Regions from separate parts of the Mus musculus genome. Here regions 2 and 3 are each linked to region 1. The links are chromatin contacts, found by Hi-C or POLR2A ChIA-PET in ENCODE. All regions are on one chromosome and are shown on one strand. Each heading gives the region's core, a stretch centred on a gene start or an enhancer-like site at or near the end of the contact. The rest is flanking DNA. Distances are from core to core; before and after follow the strand shown.

What was found. Hi-C counts contacts between places; a loop is a spot of excess contacts on that map. ChIA-PET counts read pairs that join two places held with the same protein, here RNA polymerase II (POLR2A).
Region 2: a map of v-Abl transformed pro-B cells shows a loop between it and region 1 (2.8-fold over the local background). The contact joins the promoter of Fam207a here to the promoter of Pfkl in region 1. A Hi-C loop is called at or near these places in 1 of 37 maps with a recorded cell type or tissue (v-Abl transformed pro-B cells). POLR2A ChIA-PET finds 5 or more read pairs at or near these places in 1 of 5 experiments (embryonic stem cell).
Region 3: a map of left cerebral cortex shows a loop between it and region 1 (2.8-fold over the local background). The contact joins the promoter of Ube2g2 here to the promoter of Pfkl in region 1. A Hi-C loop is called at or near these places in 1 of 37 maps with a recorded cell type or tissue (left cerebral cortex). POLR2A ChIA-PET finds 5 or more read pairs at or near these places in 2 of 5 experiments (Patski and embryonic stem cell).

Annotation. Positions count from the first base shown.
Region 1 is chr10:78,007,479-78,012,382 of GRCm38, forward strand. Pfkl (phosphofructokinase, liver, B-type) reads right to left here and starts at 2,329. Exons shown (of 22, transcript NM_008826.5): 1 at 2,121-2,329. The coding sequence starts at 2,205.
Region 2 is chr10:77,513,821-77,518,724 of GRCm38, forward strand. Fam207a (family with sequence similarity 207, member A) reads right to left here and starts at 1,993. Exons shown (of 6, transcript NM_133998.3): 1 at 1,783-1,993; 2 at 486-594. The coding sequence starts at 1,920. 2810425M01Rik (RIKEN cDNA 2810425M01 gene) reads left to right here and starts at 2,078. Exons shown (of 1, transcript NR_163865.1): 1 at 2,078-3,121.
Region 3 is chr10:77,619,293-77,624,196 of GRCm38, forward strand. Ube2g2 (ubiquitin-conjugating enzyme E2G 2) reads left to right here and starts at 3,029. Exons shown (of 6, transcript NM_019803.3): 1 at 3,029-3,124. The coding sequence starts at 3,082.

The sequences.
Region 1 (4,904 bases), core at 1,079-3,578:
TTTAGGTACTGGGAAGAGACGGGAAGGAACAGCCAGAGTGGACCAGGCTTCGATGTGACTGAGATTAGCCAGGCTGGTTTGTTGCAGTTGTTTGGTTAATTGGTTTTTTTGTTTTGCTTTTTTTTTTTTTTCTACCTGTGGTTCTTTTTAAACAAAGTCCTCCAGTCAAACAGACTTTGGTGAACAGCAGCCCTCCTCAGTTCCCTAACATGACTCTTGGCCAACAGGAAGGGAGAGACTTGGGTCTGAAAAGGATGGGTCTTCCTGCCTGGCTCAAAGGAAAAAAGAAACCTTTTCATAGGCCAGAGGCAGCGCACAGGTTAGGCCAAGGAGCTGGTTACCTCCAGCCAGGCCAGGACTGGGATCTAGGCCCGTGTTGCCTTCTCAAATGAGGACTGGTGTTCACATGTTCACTGCATGCAGATGGGGCTCCGTGAGCACACAGAAGGCATGAGGAGCCCAGCAGCTGACTGGGCACAGAAGAAAGCAGGGCCTGGGGAACACACCCACAGGCGCTTCCAGAATTCAGGCAACAGAAGGCTCCACTCTGTCCCATACCAGCTGCTGCCCCTTGCCCACTGATACTGACCCTACCCAAAGAGGACTCTGGGAAAACCTGTAGAGATCTTGCCCTGAAGCCAGAATGGAAATGTAAGCAGGTTTTGCCTACCCTCTCCTGACCAGGAAGGGCCTCCTGTCTCTGGTTCCTCCACCAGCCTCCAAAACAAATGTCTGTCACCCTGGTGGCCCTGGCCTGGCAGCTGCCTCTCACAGAAGGCAGCAGAAGTCCTCGCGCAGAGACCACTCAATATTACCATCCCTCAGACACTGGGGCCTCCCTTGCTCAGACAGGAGCCTGAGGTGGATAGCCTATCTATGCCTGCCAGAGGCAGGAGCCCTACAAATGGGACTCAGGACTCTGCTGGCCTCACTGAAATGCCTATCTAATGGGTGATGTGGGCCTAGTCAGGGCCTCTCTTGTGGTCCACTACCATGGGTGATTCTTCCACAGGTCCCCGGCCCAGTCTCAGTGACAGCACTGGGATGTACAAGCTGAAACAGCCCTGAAAAAGGGTATGCTGACTGCCAGCCTAGACCAGGCCCAGGGGACCCAACAGAGATTTGAGATTTCCAGCATTATGGGAGTCAGAGTGACATTTTTTCCTGCCTTCCTGGACTTGCAATCATGCTTGTAAGATGTATCTATCCTGTGTTGTTCCTACCGATCTCTTAGGTAAGGGCTGGGCAGTCAGGAACCCCGCTTAGGAGCATGTGTGTCTGTATTTCCTGAAATGTTTGGAAGGAAATGGCGAAGCTCAACTGCAGTGCTCAGGGAAGCCAAGCCCCTTGAAGCTCCACGTGTCTTCCTCAGCCCCCAACTGGGTAGTATTTCTTTTCAGCCGGACCCAACTAGAGCCACAGACTTCGCACATCAGCAGTCAGCCTGGAACCAGGCCACCAAGAGAGGGGCTGAGAAGAGGGCAGATCCTCCCAAGCCCAGACTTTTCCCTAGCCTTACCAGGCCGAGAAGAGGCTGTGCACCCTCAACTATTAGCCCTGTGGTGCTTGCCCTGTTACACCGGTAAAAAAATACCCCCGCTCCACGCCCTCTGTTCTCCACTTAAGTCTCCATCCAAGGGACAGGAAGCAGCCCAGGCAAAGGCGTGTGGGCAAGCCTGCCTCAGTCTCACCCCATCCCAGTACAGAGAAGGTAGGAATCACAGGCTGCACGGGGGAGGGTACAGGGTCCCTGATCCTTTCAAATTCCGGCCTGTGAAACTTGGCCGGCTGTGCTTCTCTTAGAGGTCCTGACACGTGTGGCCTAGAAAGGAATAGCCCGGTGCCCTAAGTCTGCGTGCTGCGCGGACACACCCCCAAACCGGGCGGACCTAGGCAGCGCGAGGGCGGGGCGTGCCAAGGCCCGTGGCCTGCAGCACGTACGCCAGCTACCCGGGGCGGAGCTTGGGGACAGGGACCTGAAGCCACGGTGCTCCACAGGAGATTGGCTGGCCAAGTACACCCCAGATCCCTAGGCGAGGGGCAGTGGACAAGCCCGAAGGGTTCCGAGGACAGGCAGAAACCCCAGATCCATCCCTAAACACGCCCCCGCGTCCCATCACCTTGCGCATCACCGCCGCTGGTCAGCACTCCAATGGCCTTGCCAGCCCCCGACATCCGCAGTTTCTCCAGGTCCACGGTAGCCATGGCGGCAGCGGAGACCAGGAGCCCAAGCTCCTCTCCCGCCGCTCTGCGTTCCGCGCCGCTGTCGCCTGTCCCCGCCCCGTGCGCCTGCCTGTGTACCCGGTTTGTCCCGCCCCGCCCCGGCTCCGCCCCCAGTATAACGTTTGACTGACAGGCTCGGGGACCTGGTCGCCCCTCTAGTGGCTGCTGGAGAAGGTAGCTGCGCTAAGAAAGGCGGAGCGCACGCCAGTCTACAAATGTCTGCGCAGCGGTTCCGGAACCCTGGTTCCCCAGGCCCGCCACCGAACTCCCCAGGTACCCAGCAGCTAGGATCAACGTCCTCACCAAATGAAGTTCACAACCTGAGCCTGACTGAAGTTTCTGGGCAAGTGGAGTTCATGCTACAGCAAGCTGATTTTACATCTGTCCAGGCGCTGTTAAAGGAAACCTGTAGCCAAGTCTCACGGGCATTTTAAATCCCACTTGGCCAGCATCCGGGGATGCAGGTGTGGCTTGGGTGAGAATTCCTAAGCCGCTCCTTGAGTTGATTTAGGCTTGCAACAGTCTCCTTCGAGCCGAAGTTAAAAAAAAAAAGGAAAAGGAAAAAAGCCAAACAAACAAAAAAAGGAGAAAGAAAGAAAGAAAGAAAGAAAGAAAGAAAGAAAGAAAGAAAGAAAGAAAGAAGGAAAGAGAGAGAGAAAGAAAGAAAGAAAGAAAGAAAGAGAGAAAGAAAAAGAGAAAGAAAGAAAGGGAGAAAGGGAGAAAGAGAGCAAAAGAAAACATAGGAAAGCTGCAGTTGTATCTGAGACGATAGCCACGATTCGTCCCATCGCGACTGCTGAATGTAGTTGGGGATTTGGAAAGAGAAACACTTAGCGTAGCATTTTTACTTCAGGGTGATTTGCTAAACCTGCCGCTTCTCTCAACTCTCACAGCTCCTGGTTCAGGCGAGTGGCCTTTGCCTGAGCACAAAGTGGGGAACCAGCCCCTCAGGATTGGTTAGAGGGATTCGAAGCTGGTGGAGCAATGGTCAGATCCAGGACTCTCAAGGAAAGCTACCCACAGTCCAGAGCGCTGGATCTGGGCTGCCATGGTAGGGCTGTCCTGCAGAGATGAGGGTACCCCATCTGACCCTGACAGTTTGTTGATTTTTGCCTGGTTTTGCTAAATTCTTTAAGAGCTATTTTTATTGTCTGGCAGTGGTGACACACGCTTTTAATCCCAGCATTCAGGAAGCAGAGACAGGCAGATCTTTGAAGGTCAGTTTGGTCGATAGAGCAAATTTCAGGACAGCCAAGGCTATACAAAGAAACCAAGAACAGGGATAAAAGGAATAAAGGAAAGAAGGAAGGGGCGGTCCGTTTAACTCAAATTCTAAGAACATAACAGGGCTTTTGTTGGTGGGGAGTGGGGAGGTGTTTTGGCTGGAGATATGGCTCAGAGGTTAAGAGCACTGGCTGCTTTTCCAGAAGTCCTGAGTTCTAGTCCTGACAACCACATGGTAGCTCACAATCATCTGTAATGGGATCTGGTGCCCTCTTCGGGTCTGTAGGCATACATACAGGCAGGCCATACACACAGTATACATAATAAATAAACCTAAAGAAAAAAAAGAAAAAATGTTTTACTGGATTGTAGGGGGGTTATAACTCCTGCATAAAAGGTTATAAGAGGGCTGATGAGATGGCTCAGTGGGTAAGAGCACCCGACTGCTCTTCCGAAGGTCCGAAGTTCAAATCCCAGCAACCACATAGTGGCTCACAACCACCCGTAATGAGATCTGATGCCCTCTTCTGGTGTGTCTGAGGACAGCTACAGTGTACTGACATATAATAAATAAGTAAATCTTTTTTTAAAAAAAAAAGGTTAGGAGAGAAAAACTTGCTGTAAACTCAAGTTTCAAAGTAGTTTATAGAAAATACTAGCTGGGCATGGTGGCACACGCTTTTAATCCCAGCACTCAGGAGGCAGAGGCAGACGGATTTCTGAGTTCAAGGCCAGCCTGGTCTACAAAATGAGTTCCAGGACAGCAAGGGCTATACAGAGAAACACTGTCTCAAAAAACCAAAAAAAAAAAAAAAAAAAAAAAAAAAAAAAAAGAAAAGAAAAGAAAAGAAAAGAAAATACTAATGTCTAATGTGGCTTACAATGGACTAGAAACATCAAAAAAGGAGCATAAAAGCTATATACTGGCTATAGAGCCCTCACAAGTAGCCGCTGCACCAACATTTTTGATCATCATTTTCCTGTCATCTTAGCACCTATGTGTATATACATGTGTGCCCTTCTGGATTCTGTTTGTTTGTTCTTTTTAAAAAAAAAAACTTATTTAATTTATATGAGCATACTGTAGCTGTCTTCAGACACACAAGAAGAGGGCATCAGATCTCATTACAGATGGTTGTGAGCCACCATGTGGTTGCTAGGAATTGAACTCAGGACCTCTGGAAGAGCAGTCAGTGCTCTTAACTATTGAGCCATCTATCTCCCTAGCCCTGTTTGTTCCTGAGACAGAGTCTCCATGTAGCCTTGGCTGGCCTGGAACTCAATGTGTTTACCAGGCTGCCTATGAACTCACAGAAATCCCCCGTCTCTGCAAAGGCATGTATCACCACTCCTGGCTCCCATTTATAGTCTTATTTTTGTTTTTGGTTTTTTCGAGACAGGGTTTCTCCGTATAGCCCTGGCTGTCCTGGAGCTCACTTTGTAGACACCAGGCTGGC
Region 2 (4,904 bases), core at 743-3,242, 490 kb before region 1:
CACAAGGCCTGCCTGCTTTTTGCCGCCTTGACAACACAGGCGCAGCATCAATGTTGCAGGTAAGTTATCTAGTGTAAGCACGCTCAGAATTTATGAATGGAATGCCGGGCAGCCTGATACCTGCTTCAAAAGGACTCCTTGTGTGGTACCAAGGGTAGGCACTGGCCTGTGGCACTCCTCAGCGCCAGTCTTTCTACTTTGGTATACTTTACGGTTTTGTTCTTTTTTTATTTTTCCTGTAAAAGTAACATCTCCTTTAGTCTTGCTTTGAGACAGGGTCTTTCCACACAGCCTTGTTTCTTCCTGGAACTAGATGTGTAGTCCAGGCTGGCCTTGAATGTAGAGACTGGCCTGCCTCAGCCTCTCAAGTGCCGGGATTTAAGCTATGCAACACATGTCATGCCTAGTGTCATCTTTTAAAGCACGGGCTAGTCCACAGGCAACAGTCAGGCTGCCCTCTCGACTCTCCAAAGGCAGGAACTCACCTCTCTTTAGGGACACCACACTCCTCTGGTCCAGCTCCAGCCTCTGCACCAACGCACTAGGGTCTATCTGTGTCCTGGCAAAGATGTCATTGTGAACGAATGTCCAGTCCTGCAATCCCAACAGGAGAAGAGAGAGGACATCAAGTTGACTTTTGGTTTGAGAGTCACACATCGAGAAGATGCTAAGGCAAAAATCCTCTACTTCTCAGCCAGGGAGGCCCCGGAAGAGTATCTACGTCCTTGTTCCCAGATCAGGCCTGTTCCTTCCTGCCCCCATCAGACTTGGGACAATCAGAGAGTCTTGGGGAGTAGAGCCACACTAGCACAGGGCCTGAGCACAGCCTCCCTGCAAACACATGCAGATCCAAGAGTAGCTGTGAGATAAGGCATGACTGCTGCTTACAACTGTATGCATGGGCCCTCCCAGGAGTGAGCAGAGGGAATCCTCTAAGTACTGGTCCTTGGGCATCTCTGAGGAACAAAAATAGGAACACCAACCACATAACCTTCCAGTGAGGCAAAGACGCGGCTGACCAAAGGGGCATAAAAACAATCTCTGTCAACACAAGGCTTAAATTTGAGCCAAGTTACCAAATTAAAAGAAAAATGGGAAAAATAAGAATCAATGGCTGCACGAATCAATGACTGCACAGCACCTCCCGTGGGTGTGGGTGTGGGAGAAAACAGAAGCTCTCAGTTTGGCTACAACAACAAATAAAAGCTGGGCACAGTGGGCTACAGCCTGGGCACGAGAGTGACAAGCTGGGGGGGGGGGCTAGGGTGAAACCTTGTCTCAAAAGAATAAAGAAAGAATGAGATGAGGTAAAATAAAAATAAATAAGATCCCAAAGGCCAAAGCAACAAGCAAGCGCCAGGGACACAAGTGCATGCCATGCCTTTAACCCCAGCATGTGGGAGGCAGGGGCAGGTCAATCTCTTATGAGTTCGAGGCCAGCCTGGTCTACAGCGTGAGTTCCAGAATAGTCAGGGCTACATAGAGAGACCCTGTCTCAAACACACACCAGAGACTGAGACACAGAGATAGACAGAGGCAGACAGACAGCGCCCTGCGACATTTCCAGAGCGTAGTGGGATATTTTCCCCCAGAGATGGAAGCGCTTCTGGAGCCTCACACCCCAACCGAGAAGGCATGACGGCTAAAGGTGGGCCGGGTCAGGACCCTAACCAGAGTGGCAGGAACACACACAGAAGAGGCGACACCCAACCATCCAGGGCTCCTGATCTTTGGAGATCCGGCTCGGCAGAGACCTGGCCCGACCGGCGCCCCACACCTCACCTTCGCCCCCGCTCCGCCCGCCGGGGATTGTGGGAGCGCCGGCTCCACGGCGCGGGGCACAGGGCCCGGTGCAGAATCCCCGTCGGGTCTCACGGCCGCCCGGTGCACACGAGCCCGCAGCGCCCTCACTTTCCCCATCTTCCCTGGAGGTTTCCGCCTGTTAGCAACGCCGCCTCACTAGTGGAAGAGCCTCCCGGAAGTGCTCCCAGACAGCCGGAAATAGAGCCGCGGCTGCGTAGATCGGCGTTCGGCCGGTCCCCGGAAGTGCCTCCCGTAGCGCGTGCGCAGTTGCGGTGCTTACGTCGCGCGCTCCCGCTAGCGCGTTAGACGTGTGGCGATGTGGCTGCAGCCAAGAGCCAGGGAAGTAAAACTATTGAAGCCTCGGGTGCACGTTACGCCATGTTTCTATCGCGCGCGTCTGGGGTAGAATAGGGAGAAAGGTTCACGTCGGTTTTACTCATGCGGGTCTCTATGTGTGCAGCTTGGCGTTTCGTCCTTAAAACAGGTCCTGGAGTTGGGGACTTTGCAATTCCACTTAAATGGGTACCAGATGGACCGAACGGCCTCCGTCTTCCTGCACAGTCGGCTCCGTGTCCAACAGCCCCTGTGCACCCAGTGCAGTATTGCTTAAGGAAAGCAAGGACGAAGGGTAATTCCAGCTCTTCACCCAAATGACACCTGTAAAATACAATACAAAACCAAAGTGGGCTATAGTTGGAGCCACAAAAGAAAGTTGGGCCCAGGCACAGCCAGGGTAGAGGCCTTCTGCCTTCTTCCCTTCTAGGGTAGAGAGCATCCTGGATGCCGGGACGTCTCTGCTAGGGATCCACAGTGAGATGGGATTTGTGGGGAGAAGGTGAGCCCAAAGCGGAGTCCGGTGCCCCACAGTGGCTGAAGTAGCAGAGCATGCCAGGGAGCAGAGCCAATAAGCATCTTTCCGATGCGGTTTCTCATCAGGGGATGCCTCCAGGTTCCTGCTCCTTCCCTGACGATGAGATCCAACCTGTAAGATGTAAAGAACACCTTCCTCCCCACGCTGCCTTTGATAAGTGTTTTTATCACAGCAACAGAAAGCAATCTAGAACAGTGAGTGAGTGGCTGCAGGCCAAGCAGTGCACTAGATGTGAAGCTGAGACAAACTAGATTGAATCAGGCGACTTGAAGAGACGTTTGAGCCAGAACAGCTGAATTGAATCAGCCAGTAAGAGTTCAGAAAGAGCTAGAAAAGGAGATCGTAGTCAGCAGTAAGCCTCCGAGACAACAAGGACATCAAGCGAATAAAAGTTACTTTCGCAAGCTTGTTTTGAGATGACCTGGGAATAAAGTCCATTGAACTCTTCACAACCTGGTTCATCTCCCCAGAAGATCTGGCAGCCAGAGCCACCCTGAAAGCTAGCCTGGCTTTTACCTAGGACAGATCCCCACCCCACCCCCCCACCCCCTAAATGTTTTCTCCTTCTCAACCCTCAGCAGTGTTCCTGTGCTCTGGGCTGTCCGATGGACCCCAGGTTCCCCCATGGAGGATGAGTTGCTTAAGGCCAGTTCCAGGGCACCCCAAGGAACTCACAAGTCGACGACAACAAAGTTAATTTTTTAGAATCCTCAACTCTTCTTCCTGCCGCCTGAGGGCGCGCGTGTCCCGTGCTTCCCTGGCTCCTGGCAAACTAGTTTTGCAGTTAGAGAGGACTGTACAGCTAGTTTTGCAGTTAGAGAGAGGACTGTACAGGTGTCTCTGGCTAATTCCCCCCCCCCCTCGGGCTCTAGACCGCGACCCTGCTCCAAGTCAACTAGAGTGTAGGTGTGACCGCAGGCTGGTCCACTGATACAGCTACTGGGAGGCGGGATGGGGGTTTGGGGTGAGGGGAGGCGGACAATGTATCATCGCGCCCAGCCCTGGAAACTCAGCTGCCAGACCCCGCAGGCATCAGCAGGGTCCAGATCACCTCTCAGTTCGTCCCCAGCCCCAGCGACTGATCCAAGACAGTTCTGCCTGGCTTTTCTCGGGGAGGAGGGCTCCCTTGATCCTCCCAGGGAGGTGGCCAAGTTTGCTGGGTCCACCTTTCTTTGGGTGACCTAGCCAAGGCCTGAGCTTTTTCAAGCCTAGTTTCCCTGTTTCTACAGTGGGGGTTAGAATGAGCTGCTTGAGGACTAAGAGAAAAGTGAGAGCCAGGAAGTGACCCCTAGCAGCTTATAGTTGGAGATCACAGATTCCTAGGGCTGGGCAGAAAAGAGGCTGGTATCACAGTGTGAATGAAGGGCGGGAGCCCCAGGCACAGGGCTGGTACAGACACACAGCATCTCAGAGGCCCAGGACCTTCTGGTGACGGAACCCGCAACACAGAGTCCTAATTTGACTCTGATCATGGGTGCTAGGCCAGCCAGCCGCTCAAGGCAGTGGGGCAGGGAATTGGCCTCCTGTCCTTCACAGCTTCTGGCTGAGCACCAAGGCCCAAGGCCTTCCAGCCACCTGGGTCAACCTGCAAAGGGCACAGAGCAACTTCCCAGGAGTTCCCTGAAGTCTGGTGATCAGGGAGATGGGGAAAGGCAGGCATGGGTGTCCATGTGCCGTTACCTCCCAGACCCTCTGGTGTGTACATTGATGAGAGGCCAGATCTTTGAAGATCAGACTCCATTTTAGAGAACCTGACCTAAGTTTGAACTAAGGTAAACTAACAGGCTGGTACCTAGCATTAGTTTCCAAGTTGCCCCCCTCCTCAACAAAACCTGAGCCTAGCTCCAGTCTCTAGGTTAATTCCCAGCAAGACCAGCATCTCCAGGTTATACCCTCAACATGACCAGTACCTCCAGGTTATTCCCCCAACAAACCTGCATCCCCAGGTTACAAGCCCACCCCTGCCTAATGACCACCAATGCAGAAGGGAGCAGAAGTTAAGTTTATGATAGGACTCCCAACACCAGTCAATTGTGTTAAAGGCCACAGTGGCTTTCCAATTAGATGCTTGCACACTTAACCCTCCCCCTGCCCCCAGTTGCTGTTTGTATAAAGCCTTCCCCGATAGGTATTTGGGCTCCCACAACTACCAAAACCGTCCCAAGAGATGGTGGTGCATTGGAAGGGCCCAAGTTAGCTCAAATAGAATAGAAGCTAGATCCTGCTGTGA
Region 3 (4,904 bases), core at 1,779-4,278, 390 kb before region 1:
TAATCTGGATAAATGCGGTGAACAAGAATCATGCCACAGCCTGGATGTTAGGTAGGCTGCCTTGAAATTCCCTCTGCCAAACAGCTTCCTTAGCTCATTATTTTTGAAATATGGCCTCACTCCAGTTTTTAGGATGCAGGGAAAACGGAATTGTTATGGGGAATCCACCAGAGAAGACCACTCAGATACAGTCTATAGCCAATTGGAAGTATTTATTCCAGCCAGCTGGGACCACACTTAGGTATTTGGGACTCAAAACTAAAGAGCAATGGTTTGTAGGGGTCAAATCTGTAGCAAAATTACAGTTATGAAGTAATAGCAAATATAATCTTACGGTTGGGAGTTACCATAACATGAGGAACTGTGTTAAAGGTTAAAGCATTAGGAAGATTGAGAACCACTGCTTTAGAGTATAGAGTAAGGTGTTTTTAAAGACAAAACAAAAAAACAAAAAACAAAACAAAAAACCCCACATTCTGATAACTCAGCAGTTTGCAAGGAGAAGTTCTGTGCAAGTGAGCAGTTTAAAGGCAGTTAGCTGGAGGGAGTTCTGCACAAGCTTTAATAGAAGCTAAGCTGGGGCATCTTGACCTCAAGTTCCTAGAATAGAGTTGAATAACTGTTTATGGGGCTTCCCAATCAGAGAGATCAGATTCTAGTTAAGCCGAACATGGCCTCAGCAAGGATCCAAGATGGAGGAAACTGCACTGCGTTGCCCTGCCACAGGATGTGACGTGAAATGGTTACCACCAAGTTTCTGATATGTTCGATGTTCACCTCTGGGATAAAGCACCCTGAGCAGTCTAGGCTACCTGCATTTCTTGGTGTTCTGGTCTTCCAAATTCCCCCCAGAGTCGTCCTCTTAGCCCTGCTCACAGCAATCTGAGAGTTCTCTAGCTCCCAGCTCTGAACCTGTTTTCCACTTTTCTCCTTAAAACTAGCTCTGGGGCTGGGACTGGAGAGATGGCTCAGCGGTTAAGAGCACTGACTGCTCTTCCAGAGGTCCTGAGTTCAAATCCCAGCAACCACAGGGTGGCACACAACCATCTGTAATGGGATCTGACACCCTCTCCTGGTGTGTCAGAAAACAGCTACAGTGTACTTATAATAAGTCTTTTGGCCAGCAGTGCAGAGTTGACCAGTGGGGTTGACTGGAGCAAGCAGAGGTCCTAAAAATTCAATTCCCAACAACCACGTGAAGGCTCACAACCTTCTGTACAGCTACAATGTACTCACATTAAATAAATAAATAGATCTTTTTTTTTTTTTTCGGCCATAGTGTACTCATAAAAATCTTTAAAACAAAACCAAACTAGCTCTGAAGCTCATGGTCAGGCTCATCCCAGGGATGGCCTCAGTTCATGGTACTACTTTACAAGTTTGTTTTCTTGCTGATGGGATCAATACCCGACACACAGAAGTTAATTTTGCCTTGGGGTTGGAGGGGATACCGTCTATCATGGCGGCAGGTGGCTCCAAGGCGGCAGCAGTGTGTGACAGCTGCTTACTCACCGGGTAGCTGACTGGGAAGCAGAGAGAACTAGAAACTAAGCTAATCCTAATCTCAAAATTCACCCCTATCCAGCTAGTGGAGGTTCCACCCTGACCAGCAAACATGTGGGCACGACTCACATTCAAACTGTCGCAGGGAATCGGGGCTGCCACATCATTTGGATGTGTTAGACTAACTTATGCTTCTACAGGCAACAGCAGGAGGAGCAGTGTGTCCTCGAGGCCTCCTTTTGACTTGTGGGTGGGGCATGCTTGGGAGGGTTATGCGTGTGGGATTTTTTTTTTTTTTAACCTTACATGTAATTGGAGTAGCATCCTAATATTTTTTTTCTTTCTCAAGATAGGGTTTCTCTGTGTAGCCCTGGCTGTCCTGGAACTCACTCAGTTGACCAGGCTGGTCTCGAACTCAGAAATCGGCCTGCCTCTGCCTCCCAAGTGCTGGGATTAAAGGTGTGCACCACCACTGCCTGGCTCTAATATATTTTTTTAAAAGATTTATTTATTGTATGTAAGTACACTGTAGCTGTCTTCAGACACCAGAAGAGGGAATTAGATCTCGTGACAAATGGTTGTGAGCCACCATGTGGTTGTTGGGATTTGAACTCAGGACCTCCAGAAGAGCAGTCAGTGCTCTTAACCGCTGAGCCATCTCTTCAGCCCCCTTAATATTCTTTTTTAAAACGACAAATGTGATGAATCTAATGCCTCAAATCTTTTGAGTTCAGCTTCTTATACTCAGGGTCCCAGCAGGAACTTTCTCTTTGTCCCTACACCTAGTCCTGAAAGCCCCTTTTTTCGGAGAGCCACGTCCCGAGCTGTATCCCTCATGTCCACTTAGCGAAGGCAGTGGTGCACCTAAGAAAATACCAAGCATCTATCTGGCAGTTCCGTATGATGAGGAAGTACAGCTTACTTGGCAGAGTCTGAGTTTTTTTGGCCAGAGAGGATGGGATATGGCCCGGGAACTTTATCCTTCCTTTGTGAAACCAAGGTACTCTTTCTCTTGCTAGAAGTGTCATCTCAAATCACCTGGGCCTCAAAAACCAGGTGTAGTGGCACTTGGGAGACAGAGGTAGGCAGGTGGCATCTCTGTGAATTCGAGGCCGGCCTGGGCTAAATAATGAGTTCTAGGACATTCATGCCTACAAGGGGAAAGTTTCACGATCTGGACAGCCACTTCTGAGGGGCGAGCCCAAGCGCAAGGACATGAGTCTCATTCAGGAACAATCCATGATGAGCCATTAGCTCTCGCACTATTTTTCAAGACTAAAGGGCCGCAGGGCGAGCTGCGCAAAGCCTCACGGCGGCGTAGGAAACCTTCAATGCTGAGGGTGTGGCCGGCCGAGAAGATTCTGGAAGCCGAGCTCCGTCGACCCGGGCCATTACCCGGGGAGCGCGAGGCGAACCCCAGCGAGCCTGTCTGAAGCACCCGGGTGCGCCACGTCACCCGCGCGCGCCCCGGATGCATTTGCGCCCGGAGCCCGCGACCCGGAAGCAGTCGTGGGCGTCGGAGCGGGCGGGCGGGACCGGCGCGGATGTGGCGAGGCTGCTGAACGCAGGTTCCGCGGTATGGCGGGGACGGCGTTGAAGAGGCTGATGGCCGAGTATAAGCGTGAGTCAGGCGGCGCCGCCTTCCTGTCCTCTTCCCCATAGTCGCCCGCGGCGTGGCCCGGCATGGCTCGGCTCGGTGCGGTGCGGTGCGGGGGTACTGGGCCGGGCTGCGAGATTCCGCGTGCGGATAAAAGGCCAGGCTGTCGCCGTCACCTGCGCACCCCAGCCAGCGGCAGCGGGGCTGGCCCTGGGCTCAGAAGCCGGCCGGGGCAGCGCCGCCGTGGCCCTGCCACCCGGGTCTGGTCCCTAAGCCCCTGTGTGCTGCGCATCTGCCCTCCCGACAGTTGATGCTGCGGGGCGAGTACCGGGTAATCCCCGTAAGGTGGTCGAGCCGTCGAGGGGAGTTGGGGGAGAAAGTTAAAAATAAACAAGATAACGCCTCAAACCCCCGGCCACGCCGCAGGTGCGAGTTGCTGGGGAAAACCAAAGTTTCTCGGACACGGGCTCCGGACAGTTTCCTTGGATCCGGATCTGTTTTTCTCTCTGTTTTACTTTTTCAGCTCTGTGTCTAGATTGAGACACATCCCCTTTATCTAAAAAAGAGGGAACAGCATTTAAGCTCCGGGACAGGGGTTTAAGTTTTGACCACTTCTACCCAAGGGTATTCACATTAGAGAAAAACTTATCCGCCACAAAAAGCCTCTACTCGTACGTCAGACAAAACGTATTGTCACTTAATTTGAAGTTAAGGTTGTGAATCATCTCCGTGTGAGAGAGAGAAGGAATTTGGTTAAAGAGGGAACTCTAAAATAGGAAGGCTGGCGAGGGGCTCAGGGGGTTCACAGAGGAGAAGGACTCCACCTGCTGTGGCTTCTTGGAAGAGGAAAAAAAAGGGCAGGGAGCTAAGGGTGGCCCCAGGCTGACAGCTAGTCTGGGACCAGTGTTACAGCCATACGGAACTGAGTTGTGCCAGCGACTTGAATGGACTTGGGTTGCAGCCCTGAAACAACCAGCTGTCTCGGCTGGGCCCAAGCCCACATGGAAACCATGAGGTCATCAATGGATATTGTTTAAGCCTGTGGCAGCAGTGATGGAAATGCATCCAGCAGTACAAAGCACGAGGAGCGAGGGAGGGAGGGAGGTTTTTTCCGTGTCCTTGTGAATTCAATAAAAGTCCCACTGAGTGTTTTTCTTCCTTTATGGTATAAAAGGTTTGTCCTCTGTTTAAGACCATGTACTCTAGTATTAGGTAGATTCAACAGGAACATCCAGGTTGAATTAGAACATCCGAGGTTGGGCTAGAGCGAAGGTGTTCTTGCATACCTGATTGTACTGTAGATTTAGAGGCGATATGACCTTGAGTGTGGTTCATTGTCTAACTTTTTTTTAATGTGTTTTTTATGTGTATTTTTATGAGTATTTTGATTACACATAGGTAAGTGTGTCATATGTGTGCCTGTGCCAGTGGATGTCAGAAGATGACATCAGATCCCCAGGGACTGGAGTTACAGCTGGTTGTGAGTCTTTGTGTGGGTGCTGAACTAGAACCTGGATCTTCTGCAAGAGCAACAAAATCTATGAGTCATCTCTTCATCCCTATTGTTTTTCAGGCTCCTTGTTTTTCTTTTATAGCAGTTGAATAACAGATATAAAACGATTAGACTGTGGTCATATCACAAAAAGAGCCAAGCGAAGACCTTAGACTGCTCCCAAGTGCAGTGTCCTGTGCACGCAGAGGCGGATATTGAATGTCCCACTCTGTCGCTCACTCTCCACCCTCTTCTCTTGAGACCAGGCCTGTCATTGAACCTGGAGCTCATCAATTCAGCTAGAATGGCCAG